2 separate regions of the Homo sapiens genome follow, and region 2 is linked to region 1. A link is a loop called in an ENCODE intact Hi-C map of the cell type or tissue named here. Cell type or tissue: gastrocnemius medialis. All regions are shown on one strand. Links, peaks and the distances in the headings refer to the core of each region. The heading gives the core; the rest is flanking DNA.

What was found. Hi-C counts contacts between places; a loop is a spot of excess contacts. Peaks named below come from ENCODE experiments on the same cell type or tissue, not always from the same donor. Only the 100,000 strongest peaks of a DNase experiment are listed, where the experiment ranks them.
Region 2: it touches region 1 in a loop (4-fold over the local background); 2 of 110 quality-filtered maps call a loop at or near these places.

The regions. Positions count from the first base shown.
Region 1 is chr10:97,021,980-97,030,321 of GRCh38, forward strand. The region is part of intron 25 of SLIT1 (slit guidance ligand 1); the gene reads right to left. Among named protein-coding and RNA genes, the nearest start is that of SLIT1-AS1, 77 kb to the right of the region's middle. In gastrocnemius medialis, for the core only: CTCF peaks have their summits at 3,844 and 4,043; DNase peaks (open chromatin) are centred at 2,332, 3,002 and 3,832; H3K27ac peaks cover 3,750 bases.
Region 2 is chr10:96,944,439-96,952,780 of GRCh38, forward strand. LCOR (ligand dependent nuclear receptor corepressor) reads left to right here. Exons shown (of 8, transcript NM_001346516.2): 6 at 4,570-4,857; 7 at 7,665-7,758. The coding sequence starts at 4,620. Among named protein-coding and RNA genes, the nearest start is that of LCOR, 120 kb to the left of the region's middle. In gastrocnemius medialis, for the core only: no CTCF peak of the experiment used is centred there; no DNase peak of the experiment used is centred there; H3K27ac peaks cover 3,910 bases.

The DNA of each region.
Region 1 (8,342 bases), core at 102-8,101:
AGATCACACAGAGAAACGGGAAGCTGTTGGGGCCATGCTGTTGGGGCCAGAGCCTACGAATGCACTGCCTCCAGTGTGCATGGGGAGAAAGCAACCCACATCGACTGCTGCAATGAGACAGCTGCTTTTCCTGTGTTTGGGCACCGAATCATCTCATCAGCCCCACTGTGCAAGTTTTCTCCTCTCCATCTCAAAGATGTGGGCACCGAGCCTCCCATGGAATAAGTAATTTCCCTGGGGTCACACAACTAGCTAAGGGCAGCCCCTGGATCCAGATGTGCCGCTGTCTGCCTCCGAAGCCCATGCTCTTTTATTTTTCTTTGCATTTTTAATTAAACAGAACACATGAATGCATTCTCATTGTCAGCCACTTTCAAGCATTGCAGACAAAGCAAGTGTCTGCCCTGCACAACACTGTGAATGATTAAATGCCACCGAGTTGCACACTTTTTAAAAAATGCTTAATTTGGTATTATGTGAATTTCACCTCAATTTTTTTGAAGGCACATTCCTGTGTTACTGATGGGGGTGCAAAATAGTAGAGCGCCTGTGGAGGGGAATTGTGTGACACTTATCATATGACTTATGCAATTGCCTTCTGATCCAGCCATTGTTTCTGGGCGTTTACCTGTAGGCACACATAAAGACATCTGTGCAATGGGCCTATTTGTAATGGAAAGACTGGAAACCCCATGTTCATCAATGGGGAGTGGTTATATAAATTGTGATACATTCACATTACGAAAAACAAAAGTCTACACCCCACTGTCACTGCCCTCCACAAAGGGGCACACAGTCACAGGGTCACCATGCTCAGGCGTGTAGCCTTCCAGGCCTTTCCCACACGTACACACGTGGTTCCTCCTTACAAATCACATCACTACTGAGCAGCTTGCTCCTTGTCACTAAACAGCACGTCTTGGGAATCTTCCTGGTCAGCATATAAGCATCTATCTCATTGTGTCCAACTGTTCCGCAATATCCCAGAGTGGATATCCCATGGCACAGTGGACAGCGTCCCTGTTGCTGGACATTCTGGTTCTTTCCAATGGCAGTGAATACTCATACGTGCCTCTTTTTTTTTTTTTATGAGACAGGGTCTCACTCTGTGGCCCAGGCTGCAGTGCAGTGGTACGATCTCAGCTCACCGCAACCTCTGCTTCCCAGGTTCCAGTGATTCTTGTACCTTAGCCTCCTGAGTAGCTGGGATTACAGCGTACACTACCACGCCCACCTAATTTTTTTTTTTTTTTTTTTGTATTTTTAGTAGAGATGGAGGTGTCGCCAAGTTGGCCAGTCTGGTCTCAAACTCCTGGCCTCAAGTGATCCGTCCACCTCAGCCTCCAAAAGTGCTGAGGTTACAGGTTTGAGCCACTGCACCTGGCTCCTTTTTGTGTGGTGTGAGAATTTCTCTAGAACAGATGCCTAGAAGTAGGATTTGGGGGTCAGAGGAAGCACGTGTAATATGCTAATAGCCCGCCCCCAACTGCAAAGGTTGTATCCACTTACACTGGCCATCAGTACAAGGCTGGGCCTGCTCTCACGCCTGCACCAACATACTGCCAACCCCTTTGTTTCTTACCAATCTGATGGGCAAGCTCAGAATCTCTCCACTAAACCACATGAGAGACTTAGAGATGGACAAGACATGGATTTTAGGGTAAGAAAGAGCCAGAATTCCGGCCGGGTGAGGTAGCTCATTCCTGTAATCGCAGCACTGTGGGAGGCCGAGGCAGGCAGATCACCTCAGGTCAGGAGTTCGAGACCAGCCTGGCCAAAATGGTGAAACCCCATCTCTACTAAAAGTACAAAAATTAGCCGGGTGTGGTGGCACATGCCTGTAGCCCCAGCTACTCGGAAGGCTGAGGCAGGACAATCACTTAACCCGGGAGGGGGAGGTTGCAGTGAGCTGAGATCATGCTATGGCACTCCAGCCTGGGCGACAAGACTGAAACTCAGTGGAAAAAGAAAAAAGAAAAGAGAGAGAGAGGAAGGAAGGAAAGGAGGGAGGGAGGGAGCGAGGGAAGGAAAAGTGGGCCAGAGTTCTCTGACTCAGCAAATATGAATGCCTTATGCCTAAAGTTCATTGATATCAACATTATTTTGAAAATATAAGGCTAAATAACGTGAATGAGAATGGGCACATTTACTAAATAACCAATGGATGCCTTGCCATTTTCCACCTGTTTCTGGGCAGGACAGAGGAAGCAGTTACCCTTGAGACCTGTACAACCTGATTAAAGCAGCAGTGGCTCTGAACAGGAATTCCCCAAAATAGCTCAGCTGATGATTCACAATCTTATAAAGCAGGCTGAACAAGACCTGGACTCCGGCCCCCATGCAGCTGCCCCGTGCCTGGGCGACCTTGAGTGGCTCCCTTAATATATCTGGGGGTCACTTCATGTTTCAATAAAGAGCCTGCAACCTAGAGGGAGAAGACAGACAAGCACGCATGACCTAAAAGAGGTGCTGAGGGAACAACACAGCTCAGAAAAGAGAGCAGGTTCGACCTCGGCATGTGTTTCATTTTTTTCTTTCCTTATTTGCTGACAGCATCCATCCTGGCTAACGGGATGGGTGATTTTTTTCTGAAGTTCCAGTGTGTTTAGAAAAACAAAGACTTTTTAAGATAACAGGAATTTTTAAATGGTGGTATATTTAAAATGTTTACACTCACCAGATTAGTATTTTTATACTAACAAAAAGTGTGATGTCACATAAGTATGTTATTCGAAAGATAAATACACAATGTATTTCTAAGTATTTTTTATAGCACATGATAAGGAGTGTGGCCTGGCAATGAGCCACAAGTTGAAAGATGATTGGGAATGCTTTATTTCAGTCCTGTAGCTCATTTAGAGAAAAATGCCAAAAAGATGAAATCTGAGGCCCTGTGAAAGAGAGGGCCCACGGCGTGGCTTACGGTCCCTCCATAAATGTCAGCAAAGTGACACCTGAGATGTAAGTGCTCCTTCCCCTCTCTCCATCATAAAAAAAATATGGGTGCAGGCCAGGAGCGATGGCTCACGCCTGTAGTCCCAGCACTTTGGGAGGCTGAGGCAGGCAGATCACCTGAGGTCAGGAGTTCAAGACCAGCCTGGCCAACATGGTGAAACCTTGTCTCTATTAAAAATACAAAAATTAGTTGGGCATGGTGACAGGCGCCTGTAATCCCAGCTACTCCACTCAGGAGGCTGAGGCAGGAGCATCGCTTGAACCCAGGAGGCAGAGGTTGCAGTGAGCTGAGATCGGACCACTGAACTCCAGCCTGGGCAACTTGTGGCTCATGCCACACCAGCCGTCTCAAAAAACAAAAACAAAAAAACAAAAAACGACAACAACAAAAAATATGGGTACAAAGTCACGTCTAAAGCTATTCAAAAATATAAATTCTGGATTGGCCCACACTTGCTTTTCCTTGTTTCTATACTGAATAGACTCTGAGCCACACCTGAATTCAACATTACAAGCTTTCATTTATCCAAAGGCTGGATTTTCGGGGCTGAGGACTGCCTTGCCCTCTCTTCGGTAGTACTTGTAGTTTGCATTCATCTGGGGACTATTTCTCCTGACGAAAACTCCTGTGAACTCAGTGGGGAGTGCAGAGCCAAGGCCCGACTGAGATGTATTTGGTGGTCAGGGGTTGGGGAGGCAGACACCGCAGCCAGGCCACGCCAATCCAAAAGGACTGTGGATTCAGGTTTATACCCCAGCCAAAGTAAAAATAACCCTGTGTTGTTGATCTCTGGCATAATATGGAAATAGTTGAAACAGTAGCTATTTGATCTGTTCATGCCAAGGCCCTACCCAGCTCCTATTTGCGTAACCTGGACTGAAATAGCGCCCCCTGGCTGTCTTACAAGTCACAGAATCATCCATCCCACTCCTAGGCGATCTATCTGTGCGCATCACTGTCTCCTGCTGCATTTGAGGGCAGAAACCACTAAATCCCCAGCTGTGTCAGGCACTAGCAGGCACCAGTCAATGTCTGGTGAATGAATGAATGCCTGTCTAAAAGCATGAGAAAAGCACAACATCTTAGTGCAAAGGAAATTCAAAAAGAAAAGAACCACCTATCATCCCATAAATGCAACTGATTTGATTTTAGTGTATTCCCTTCCATTTCCTGTGTATATGTTTGTACATCAGAGTGTACAGTCTACTTTATTCTAGGTTTTCATCAAATAATAAGGTATAGTGTTGGCCGGGCACGGTGGCTTATGCCTGTAATCTCAACACTTTGGGAGGCTGAGGCGGGTGGATCACCTGAGGTCAGGAGTTTGAGACCAGCCTGGCCAACATGGCGAAACCCCATCTCTACTAAAAATACAAAACTTAGCCAGGCATAGTGGCAGGTGCCTATAATCCCAGCTACTCAGGAGGCTGAGGCAGGAGAATTGGTTGAACCCGGGAGGCGGAGGTTGCAGTGAGCCGAGATCTCACCACTGCACTCCAGCCTGGGCGATAAGAGCGAAACTCCGTCTCTAAATAAATAAATAAATAAATAAATAAATAAATAAATGTGTTGTCTTTATCATCATTATTAAGTACTTGCTATTCTGTCATATGGGCATGCCATAATTTACTTAATCCTTCCATATTTCCTTTCATGCCAAATTCTTAATGCATTTGGACATCTAGCTTTCCAGCCTACAGCAAATGAGAGGCAACAAAATGCCAGAGTATAGCAATGAAGACAGACATTGGGGAACCCTAGCCTGGGACCTGGTGCATAGTAGATATTTGCTGATGGCTGGCTGGCTGAATGGAAGATGAGTTAACTGCAAAGTAAATAGCAGCAGAGGATTGTGCAGGGTATTGAAGTCCAGCACAGTAAAGAGTGCTCACAATCATTACAGCATGTGTGAACCATGTGAGACCTTAGAAATCATCTTCGTGTAGGTAAGAAAATAGGCCTCAAGAGAAGAATAAATTGTCTGAAAGCCCATTGCAAGTTGATGGCAGAACAAGAACCTAAAGCCCCAAGTCCTGATTAGTCTAGAGTTCAAGGGTTTTAAATAGGAAGACTTCCCCTCTTCCACACACCCCTCCTCCACACTGCGAGTGGACAGGAGAGGCCCTGGCCAGAGTCAGATCAGGAGCAGGGCTTCTCAGTAACATCAGCACCTTCAGGAACCAGGAACACTGGATGGTAACTCCTGGCTAACCCTCGATTGTCACTTGTCATAGAGCCGTGTGCGAGGGCCTCCCTTCAAATTGCATACAGCTTTCACGAAGCCCGGAGTGAATGTAGTGGGTCTATGTCATCCTTTTACCGTTCTTCAATTCCTTATAAGTGCTCAATATTCTTTCTGGAAGAGTTGCAGGTCTTAAGCACAGAGGCGACAACCACTGTATGTGTGTACATGACATATATCCCATCAATACTGCATGTGCATATGTGCAAACACATGAATATAAGTACACACACATCTTCCAGGCTGCTGCCTGTTTCCATCTTAAACCCTGGGTATAAAGGGCAGAGTTTATCCACAAGCTTTCTTGATAACAACTGAAGGTTTCTTTCACACAGATGCTGTTTCGTAGAGAAATTAAGCTTAGGTGCAATTAATAAACACATCTAATCAGTAAAACTGATGCCACTTTCTACAAGTACTGCTAACCTGATCTTTACTTATTGGTTTATTTCTTATAAACTAGATCTGGCTTCTGGCCTGATATCACTGTTCTCCTAAAGAAAGTCTTAATTTATAGATGGGTATAGGCTCAACATTTGTTTTTGCAGCTTTGGTTTTTTTGGTTTGCTTAAAACATATGTTGTTTGTTCACCTCTCATTTGAAAAACAAAACCTCTAGATTTTGAGCTGGAGACAAGATGTACTCAGGTGTTATTTGGTTCTCATGAGGAAGGAGAAAAGGTAGCCAACTGCACATCTGCACAGTTGAACCCCGAGTACAAGAGATACATTAAGGGGGGGCGGAAATGCAAAGGTGTAAAATGTAGACTAGATGCTGAAAAGGCTAAGGTGGACAGTGAAAGTGGACACTCGGCTATGCCCAGGTGTATGCAACAAAAGCTATGTGGTCCCAGGGTAGCAGCAGCCCTTGGTGCCCAGCAGAGACAAGCACAAATGCACTCTGGAGAGGAGCATCTCCAACTTAGCTCTTCAGAGTTCCTAAAGACATGTCAGCAAAAATGAGCATGCAACCAAAAATTACCCAACACAGATGGAAACAAGCCCCTGTGAATTCAAGTCAGTAGGAACAATAAACAACACTGTCCCAACCTGGCCTATGTCCAGAGGCACCACCTCCAGCAGGGCTCACTCCTGCCTCCTCCCACCCCACTCACCCTCTGTATGTCACCATGGGCTTTCCAGGAGTTTCCTGAAACTCAGTTCCCCACAATTCCCTTTCTTTACACAATGAAGTGCAAACTCCCTAGCAGGCACAAATGGTCCTTCACAACAGAATTCCAATGTCCCTTTCCAGATTAATCTCCTCCCACCCCACATTCCTGCCCCAACCAAACACCCTTTATCCTATGCTGGACAACGCAGCATCCTTGAACATCCCATTTTTTCATGTTCATGCCTTTGCACATGCTGTTCCCTCTTCCTAGAATTCCCTTCCTCACTTTCTCCAACTGGCCAACTCCTAGTTCCTTTCCAATGACAGCATAAATGGTACCTCCTCTGTGAAGCCCCTTGGACTTGCCCAGAGTTAGTCACTGCTTCCTTTGAATTCTCTTTATAAGATCCCAAATGGTCACAGTGGGCAGAAACCTTGTGTTAGTAAATTCTTCAGCACTAGAGTCACTCTGGTTACCCAGGATGTATTTATTAAGGCAATAGAGTAAAGAATAAATAGCGAGCTTTGGAATCAGACACACCTAAATTCAAATCCTAGGGAAGCTGCCTAAATTTTTAGAACCTAGGACTGTAAAATGGAAATAATAAATCAAATCCTACCACCTGAGGCAGAGCCCCTTACCCCTCCCACTTCCATGGCAGACATTACAAATCAATCACAGCACCCCTCCCACTGAGTCCAGGTCCAGCCCTGGAATCTTCAGTGCGGTCCTCAAGACAGTTCCTGCCAATCATGTGGAGCTGGCTCATAACATAAAACGCACTTCCCGGTTCAATCATGGGGTAATCAAGACCTTGTAGATGAGGCACAGAGTATAGTATTTGACTCAGGCAGACCCTCAAAGGGCAACACCTGTTACTATTTTATCTCCTGAAGTCTAAGATTGTTTGATGCACCGCTGATTTAACATGCTTTCTGAAGGGTGGGGAACATTACCATATTAAATATACACTCTGGTTTTAGAGTTTAAAATGTAGAAAAGGTGAGTCTTAGAGAAAATCTAGCGAGACTGATGAGTGAATGAACTTCAAGAAGAGTGGCTTGGGGCCCCAAAAGGCTCTCCAACCTGGGTATGCCTGCCCACCAGGCCCCTTTTAGGGCTTGAGGATGGGGCTGACAGCAAAAGGAGACAGTTGCACCTGAGGTGCCAGGCAGAGTCCACGTGGCCACAGTTCTCCTATCCTGCCTCAGCCAGTAATGCCAAGAGATGCCAGGAGAGAATGTGCCTGCTCAGTGCCCAGCCCAACCTCCAGAATTAGGATGGCCCTGTCACAGTCCAGTGCTTTTTGATTTCGTCTGTTTTTTATATGGCAAAATATATATATCACATGAAATTTGCCACTTTCAACATTTTAAGTGTACAATTCAGTCACATTGATTGTATTCACAGTGTTGTACAATATCACCACTACCTATTTCCAAAACATTTTCATCACCCCAAAAGAACTCTGTGCTCATTAAACACCAACTCCCCATGGCCCCTGCCTCCAGCTCCTGGCATCCACCATTCTACTTTTTGTCTCTATGAATTTGACTGTTCTAGGTACCTCATATATACTGAATCATACAATATTCGTCCTCTTGTGTCTGGCTTATTTCACCTAACATAATGCCTTCAAGATTCATCCATGTCATAGCACGCATCGGAACTTCATCATTTTTATGGCCAATACCCCATTGTATGTATGTAGTACGTTTTGTTTATCATCTGTGGACATAGGCTGTTTCCAGTTCGGGGTTATTATGTAAAATGCTGCAGTGAACATTGGTGTACACACATCTGTTTGAGTCCCTGCTTTCCATTCTTCTGGATATACCTCTTAGAGTGGATTGCTGGGTTATACAGTAATCCTATGTTGAGATTTTTGAGGAATCAAGCCCACTGCTTTTAAGGAATTCTCATAGCACTGCTAGCTAAATGGTTTTGGAAGTAATTCTACATTGAATTACAGCACCTATTGGAGGCAGTAAATTTCCAGAGCTTATCCTGCACTGTGTGAAGTCGGAGG
Region 2 (8,342 bases), core at 343-8,342, 77 kb before region 1:
CTGATGTGATGGTGAGTTTTAATTAAATAGTTTAGAAAATTATTAGGAAATTCTGAAAATTTTAAGCTCTCAGTAGTACTACATTTTGTTAGACAACTTTTCTTATGGAGACAGTTACTGTTTTAATCACCGATAACTAAATCCAACTGTGTGATTTTTTTTTTTTTTTTAGTAATTTCAACGTGAAATTTCATTTGGAGAGAAAATGTAGTTATAAAATTAGATTTGTAAGCATTTTTTTCTGATATAGTCTTGTTTCACTAAAATTTTTTATATTAATTAAAATTAGGGAAATAATTATTATGTAGTAAAACTTTTCCCCCTGCATTTGAGGTGGCATTTAATAGCTCAACCTCTTGCATTTTTAAAATTTATCTTTTTCCTTGAAACTTTTGTAGGCTTGTTTTACATTTCTTTCAAAATACAGAAAAGTTCTTCAGTCATGGAGTCTTGAGGCTTATCAATCCTTCATAGAGGCATTCAGGTTTATTCTTTATTCACAAAGCATAATTACCATCAGCCAGAACCTTCAGGAAAGTTCCCTTCATGTTCCTTTCTAGTGAGGAGTCTTTACTTTTAAGAAATTCTAAATGGATTTATACTTCTTAGTTACACTTTTCCTCCATTTCCAAGATGGTGGTTACTGTGATGGGTTCTAAAAAAGTTTCATACAAACTCTTGATAATCTTAAATATTCTTACTTAATCTTCAGCAGACTCAGTGATTCCATTTTCTTTAATAATTCTTCATATGTTCTAGTTTACACCTCTCATTCCTCTGGAAATTCCCTCCTTCCCTTTGACATTGGTTAAAAGTCTGATAAGTGCTGGTTCTGTTGGGTTTCTTTACAGTTGGACACTAGCTGGGCTTCTGCTTAATGTGATCAGTATTTCCAAAAGGCGGTGTGAAGTGTAGTGTCATATAAAATTAAGAAATGCAGAGATTATTTTCTGTGGCACTTTTTTTCCCATTTTCTTCCATTAGATCCCTAGGCAGAATTAAATTGTTTAGTACATCCTTAATTCTCTGTAAACACCCACTAGCACCTCCTGACCTAAATCTCCCAGCTGAGTCTCCTATGTCTTATTATCCCTGCACATTGCTCAGAATTCTAAAATTATGTTCAAAATAATCATTTTCTTAGTTTTATGAACATCTGATTGTTAAAAGCAAATTTAAGTATAAACAACTTATAGAGCAGTTCTATCAGTTTGCTTACCAAATAAAATATCTTTACAGCTCCTCTCCTGAAGGATGTACACAGAGTCATTGATCTGTTGTGTTGTTATAGCAAGCTTCATTATCTGAAAAGAGGACTTCCTCTCCCTAATTTACATGGAGGAACCACTTTTCATCCACTCTTTGCTTAGGGGACATTAATAAAGTCAATCATAAGACTCCTACAGAAAAATTCTGTCGTACTTTTCTGCTAGTCCTAAGCCCTTTGTCATAGAGGAATAACTTTCAAGTTTTTATAAAGTTTTTCTTTTTTTTTTTTTAAGAAATTAAACTTTTGGGTTATAACCTTTAGGGGAGGAATTCTTACCTTGGAATTGGTCTTAGGATAGATTTCAAGAGATGGGAATGCTCTGAAATTGTAAGTTGAGTTTATTTGTTTATGTACAGGCATGTGATGCTCAGAGAAAGAACTGTTCCTTTGGAATTTGGACATTTTCTTCCCCTTTATGTATTAATATTGCTATGTTTAGATATAATCCTCTTGTAACCATCTCCAAGATAGCCATTAGTACTCTTTAAATTAATACCAAAAATGTTTAGTATCCAGGGATATGATGGACATTTTAGTCTGAAGAGAATCTTTTGTTTTAATAATTCAGATGCTTAGATTTGGTCCCTTGTTTCAAAGTATTGTAAATTATATGTTTTAAATAATTTGTGTAAGGATTATGTATAGTTAAGTAGAATCAGAGATGGAATAAAAGTAAGCTTTTAGGATATGGAATCCATAATTTCACTTCAAGAACAATATACCTTCTACAAATGTCATAATGACATTTCTTTTTAGCTTGCGTTGTCACTTGTATTAAAAAAGTTAGATTTGCATTTTAAGATACACAGGTGGCTGTGATGTAACATGTTTTTCTGCAGTTTTATTTTTCATCTGATTTGTTGCTTTTATTTGACTCAGTTGTGCTGTGTTCCCCTGGGTGTGGATATGTTTGTAGATGTGTATTTTAAGTATGTCAAAGAATGAAATCTGTTCAATAAACTTCCACAAGATAGAGAAATTCAAATGGCAGAGATGTAATTCATAAACACTGTCTTGTCTCATGACTGTGTTTTCATTCAATAAAGAGACAAGATACTGCAGACATTGAGTGCTCAAAGATAGTGGTCTGTGGTCCTTGTTCTAATATCTTTGACTCTTCACAGAGCTCTTTATGTTTATTAATACTACTTAAACACAGAGGCATCGCATAAATTCATAAATTTTATTTTACTTTTTATATGGAAATTTCCTTTATGTATTACATATTCTCCCAACTATATTCAGGGGTGGAAAGGTAAACTAATGTACTAAAACTTGAAATTTATACAATAGTTCATATGGAGATTTATGTAGGGAGAAAAGTGGGTCTTAACTGGAACGTTAAATGACTGTTTGGAAAATTCAATGGATGGAGATATTTAAAAAGCAGTGTATGGATAAAATGTTAATTAAAACAACTGAGGAACCATTTTCAGTAACTGTAGCAACTTCTGAACCTTACCTAGTTCCATACCTTTATTTTTAAACCACCGGGAATACTTATAGTCTCTATTTATAGAGAGGAAAGTTAGAGTTATAAATACTCCTTAGTGTGACAGAAGCGTTATTACTAGTAGAGTAAGCCTCATTAAACTCCAGAAGATGAAATAAATAGCACAACTTTGTGACCATCTTCTGGTATTGAATATCGTCCTTTCGGGGGAAAAAATTGCCTGTTCTTAGGAGTCCTGTGAGGTTTTGATGATGTATTTGTTTGTTGTTTATTATGGAGATTTTAGATTTTAGTAATTAGAGTCAGTTTTTCTTTAACTTTATAAATTAAACTCTTAAGTTCCTTACAGCCCCAAAATACTGTGGGTAAAGTTATTTGCCTTCTATAGCTAATCTTTAAAAGACTAAAGAAACCTTGGTTTTCTGAGAACTGTCTTGTAAAACCTCAAAAGTGTGGTGGGAAGCAAAGGTCACAGGTAAAACAGTAAGATCAGGGGAAGAGTTTTAATTGAGAGTCTTATCACTAATCACCTATATAAATTTGTAGTGGCCACTTACTCTTTTGATCACATTTCCCTTTTTTTTTTTAAAGGACTATTTCATGTTGATTGACCTATTTAGTATTTAACTAAATTGAATACACACTTTAGACCAGGCAAGATTAGGTATATAGAGGTACACAGAGGTAAACAAACACATTTCCCTCATTTTATTTTTTTAAAAGGACTATTTCATGGTGATTGATTTGATTGACCTATTTAGTATTCAGCTAAATCGAATACACTTTAAATCAGGCAAGATTAGGTATTTAGAGGTACACAGAGGTAAACAAACACAGTCTCAGCTCTTGAGAAGCTTAGTCTTCCTGATTGACTATTATAGTGTGGTAATTATAGAGGCATGATGATAATATATTTATACAAGTCATTTTCCCTTTCATCTTAACCTCTTTTGCCTTTCAAAGTCTCTTCCAGTGCTAAAAGTTCTTCGAGTTAATGAGTTCTTATGGTTTAAACTTAACATTGACTAGAAATTGATAATTTAGATGTTTATTTCATTATTTTATTTTTTTTTACTAGTTGGCAGAGTTTATTTAAAGTACTCCTGGAAAATATGTGATTTTTCTTAGGCTTTTGAGATTTGACATTTAAACACCTAGCCCAGAGGTTCTACAGTTGTGGTCCCCAGACCAGCAGCATCTAAGAACTTGTTAGAATGCCAGTTCTTGAGCCCACCCTAGAACTACTGAATCAGAAACTCTGGGGAGAGAACCCAACAAGCTGTTTTTGCAAAGCTGTCAGGGTGATTCTGATGAACATTAAAGTGTGAGAATGATTGCCCTAGCCTAAAATGGATCTTAAAATTAAGTATCTCCTTTTATAATCTTGGTATGCCTTCTGTCTTTAATATAAAGTAAATTAAGCACTCATGAACTCAGTAATGCATTCTTCAAATATTTAGGAGAAGGTGGCTGAGGAAAAAGTCTAGGGTTACTTGATGTGACCTATAGGTGTGTTAACATGAGAGTATTTCCTAAGTGAAGGGTTTTGGGATTTCTGTATCAGGTAAGTGATTCTTGCCCATAAGATATTCTAGTTGTTATCCCTTTATTTAATTTCATAATATTCAATTATTATATGGGGGAAGATGTTTAGAATTATTTTAATAAAAATTTTATTTTTAAAAATAGACAACTCAAAAGCTTAGAAAACATAAGTCAAAGGGGAGATACTATTTTTAAGATAACTGCATTTTAAGAAAAATAAAATGAAATTTTATGTTTACTTGAAAGCTGTCTTTTTTAGTACATTGTCCCACTTTAAAAGTAAATAAATCTTTATTTACAGACAGTCCCTGGGTCTCCGACCCCAATATTCCCCTAGTGGCCCGTGAGATCATGCAGCGAATGATCCAACAATTTGCTGCTGAATATACCTCAAAAAATAGCTCTACTCAGGACCCCAGCCAGCCCAATAGCACAAAGAACCAAAGCCTGCCGAAAGCATCTCCAGTCACCACCTCTCCCACGGCTGCAACTACTCAGAACCCTGTGCTCAGCAAACTTCTCATGGCTGACCAAGACTCACCTCTGGACCTTACTGTCAGAAAGTCTCAGTCAGAACCTAGCGAACAAGGTATGGTTTGATGTCAAGGTCTCCTCTATCTTATCAGAATACTTTACTTTGGGGAGAAAAAAAAAAGCATTGGCAAGTAGAGCATCAGCAGCAATAATAGCATAAAAACTAATGTGATTCTTAAATTATTTCTTACTATGCAGTGATGGAGAAGTACAGCTAAAGTTGTTACAGCCTTATCTGTCAGCAGTTCATAGTCATGATTGATGTACCACTCAGGAAAGTCAGGTGGTTAACAGTTGTCACTAATCTTTCAGTTACTTGATATTTATATAAGCATTTTATATTTTCCATAGTATTTTTATGTTTTTTAAAACTCCTATGAAAAAGTAAGTTTTCTTATTAACTAAAAATTTTCTAGGACTAGCACCTGTCTGAGAAATATGCCTCTACTTGCAGGTATAAGTTATATACTCTGCAAATGAGATCATAAGGAAAAACATGTATTCGAATTTTGAGAAAGAAACTGCTAGGGTTACAAATAGAGAAAGCAGCAGAACATACTTTAGGTTGTTAAATATATTCAATGTTTTATAAATACAGAAACACATATATAAACACACACATCCACTGACTAACTTGAAAGTATTTCCAAAAGGGAATTTGTTGATGAGGACACTAATTAAGTGATGAAGTTAAGAGGTTATTAGTTTTGTTTAGCAAATGTTTCTTGAGTCTCTGAAGTTTATTTTCTTCAGTAGATATTCCTGTTGCTTTGTGATCTCATTTTACCTTTAATTTCACAAAAATTGAAGCAAGCATTTCAACTCAGCCACTGTTTGAACCACTACGAATTGTAAATTGGTGATGTCTGTACTAATGAGATTTTATTGTCATAGAAATCTTGAGTATACAGAAAGGTTACGAGATTTATTGTAACCTTTATTTATTGGATTTATTGGTGAGAAATACATGTTTATTTTGGAAAATAAATTTAATTCTTAACCTCTTTGAAATGAACTTTCTTTTGAGTAGTTTTCCTTTGCTTTTATCCTTTTCCTGTGTGGTGAACAGCAAACAAAACATCTGAGTTCTGAGAGATTTCTTGACAGGAGACCTCCTACTTGTTCACATTGCTCATGTTCCTTTGGTTACCATATTTACAAAGTTGTATCTTTTATTGATGACTGTTTTCTTTTCCACAAATTGGTAGTTTTCATTAAAGATCTCCTCACTCTAAATATTGCATCAGAAGTTTCAGGTTTATATTAGGAGAATGACAACATAGAATAATATTTAAAGTATTAATGGAGGTTAACATAAAATGATACCACTTAATCTAATTTAACTTGTTATAACTAATGTTACACTTAAGAGATCAATACATTGTATTGACAGCATGCTCTTAAAAAGAGGAATTTGAACTACATGATAGCATTATAGTGTGTAGACTTCAAATGAAGTAAAAAAATTTTAAATTATATTTCCTTAATGAATGTGTTTTCAGCCAAAAACCACAATATTTTTAGTGGTAGATTTAAAATATGTTGCCTGTTTGATTAGACAAATTGTCTATTTGACTTGCGTTTAAATAATAGTGTCTTTGGTTGGAAAAGTTGTAAGCAGTAGTACATTTGCTTCTTAGATGTATAATTGGGTTAGATGTCTAATAGGATAATTGGTTCTATAAGCTTATAATTATATTTTTAGAAGTACTAGTGACTGTAAAGGACAAAACTCTTTCTTATGAGTGTGGGGTTTTTTTATTTACAAACTCTGTTGCCTGTTTATTTCTAACAGCCGGAAATAAAATGTCCTCAGATACAAGTTGTAAGTAGCTTCTACTCTGGGGTGATTTTTAACACAACTAGATAGCACGACCCCTCTACTGGCCAACTGAAAATTAAAGACATTGTGTATTATCTTGTTCTGTTAATTTTGGACAGAGTGGTAGCTTTAAAAGACTTCTTTTCCAGGTATTTCAACAAGGAGAAAAACGTCTTTGAGGGAAAAGAAAGTCTTCTAATTTTATATATTAATAACATGAATTTGTGATTTGGTCTAGTTGTAGTAAAAAATGGTTGTACTTCCAGGCTCTCATCAGTATCAAGACAGTTTCATTCTTCTTTCTTTAAACTTTCTTCACCAATTTTTATTGTCTTCTTAATTGAAAAATTCTTGCATTCATAAAATTCAGCAATTGAATTTTGAATCTCTGCAAAATTTTTTTAAAGGATTGAATATAAGTATACATTTTTTATAGATGGTCTAGAAAACTATTAGACACACCCAAATCATAAATCATTAACTGATTCATCTTACAGACCATATTGTTTAGTATATACATGTACTTTAATGACATAAATTTACATTTAAAAATAATTTTTATATCTTATTTAAAGTTTTCTATATCGAATTTGTATGTACTTTTGGAGTTTCAGGTAGATTTAGCTCTTGAGGGATTTGGTTCTATAGTTTGTATGCCATTGTGGGACATTAAAAACTTGTATGCTTTGATCAAGGAAAATTTAGAAAATGGAGTCTTAAAAAATCTGATAACAGAGGACCTCATGCTATGTGAACTGCTATTTCTAGTATTTCACTATATCTTAACATCTTCAGTAACATGTTTTACCTTTTCTTTTGCCCCATTAATAATATATTTAGCCCTTGAGGATATTAAGTATAACATGCCTTGCTAAATTTATGTTGCTTCAGGATTTAATTGATTTTATAACTCAAATATATGACTAGCATATCTGCTTAGTTGAATAAGCCTGCTTAACTGCTTTTTCATTTTTAGCCTATTTAGTTTACATTTGCTCCTAGCTTTTAATATCCTCAGGTGTTTCTTTGTGTCTCTGCAGACGGTGTACTTGATCTGTCCACTAAGAAAAGTCCATGTGCTGGCAGCACTTCCCTGAGCCACTCTCCAGGCTGCTCCAGTACTCAAGGGAACGGGTAAGGGAGAATATTTGTAGCCTTACACAGTTTCATATAGATAATTCATCAAAGGTTGATGCCAGTCTCCCTTTTACATTTTAAAAAATAACCCTTCTAAGTAAGTCATTTATAAATATGGACCATAGATCAAATAAAAATATAATCTGTGCAATGTAAAATTGGCTAGTACAGATGAGTTTTTGTCAGTTTAGTACAAATAGTAAATAACCATGAATATGGCAATTATTTCTTTGGACTTTTTGTTGTGGCATGTTTTGGAGTGTGATACTCAAATAATTCTAAAGTTTAGATGTAAAGACAGTATTATGTGTGCTGAAGCTGTTTAATGAAAATTGAACTCCAATACTTGGTATCTCTAGTGGGGTTTGTGTGTGTGTGTGTGTGTTCATTTTTGTTTGTTTCTTTTGGGTTTGGTTTTGGTGATGGAGAACTGTACTTTGGCAGTTCAGAAAATGTAGTTTTCTGAAAGACTGATGGTAGATGTTGATGCATAACCATCTTAGGCTACCAAGACATTATTACTTGCTCAGTTTTGATAACTCTTAGGAGTCTAAAGTAAATTCTCTGACACCCTAATTTTA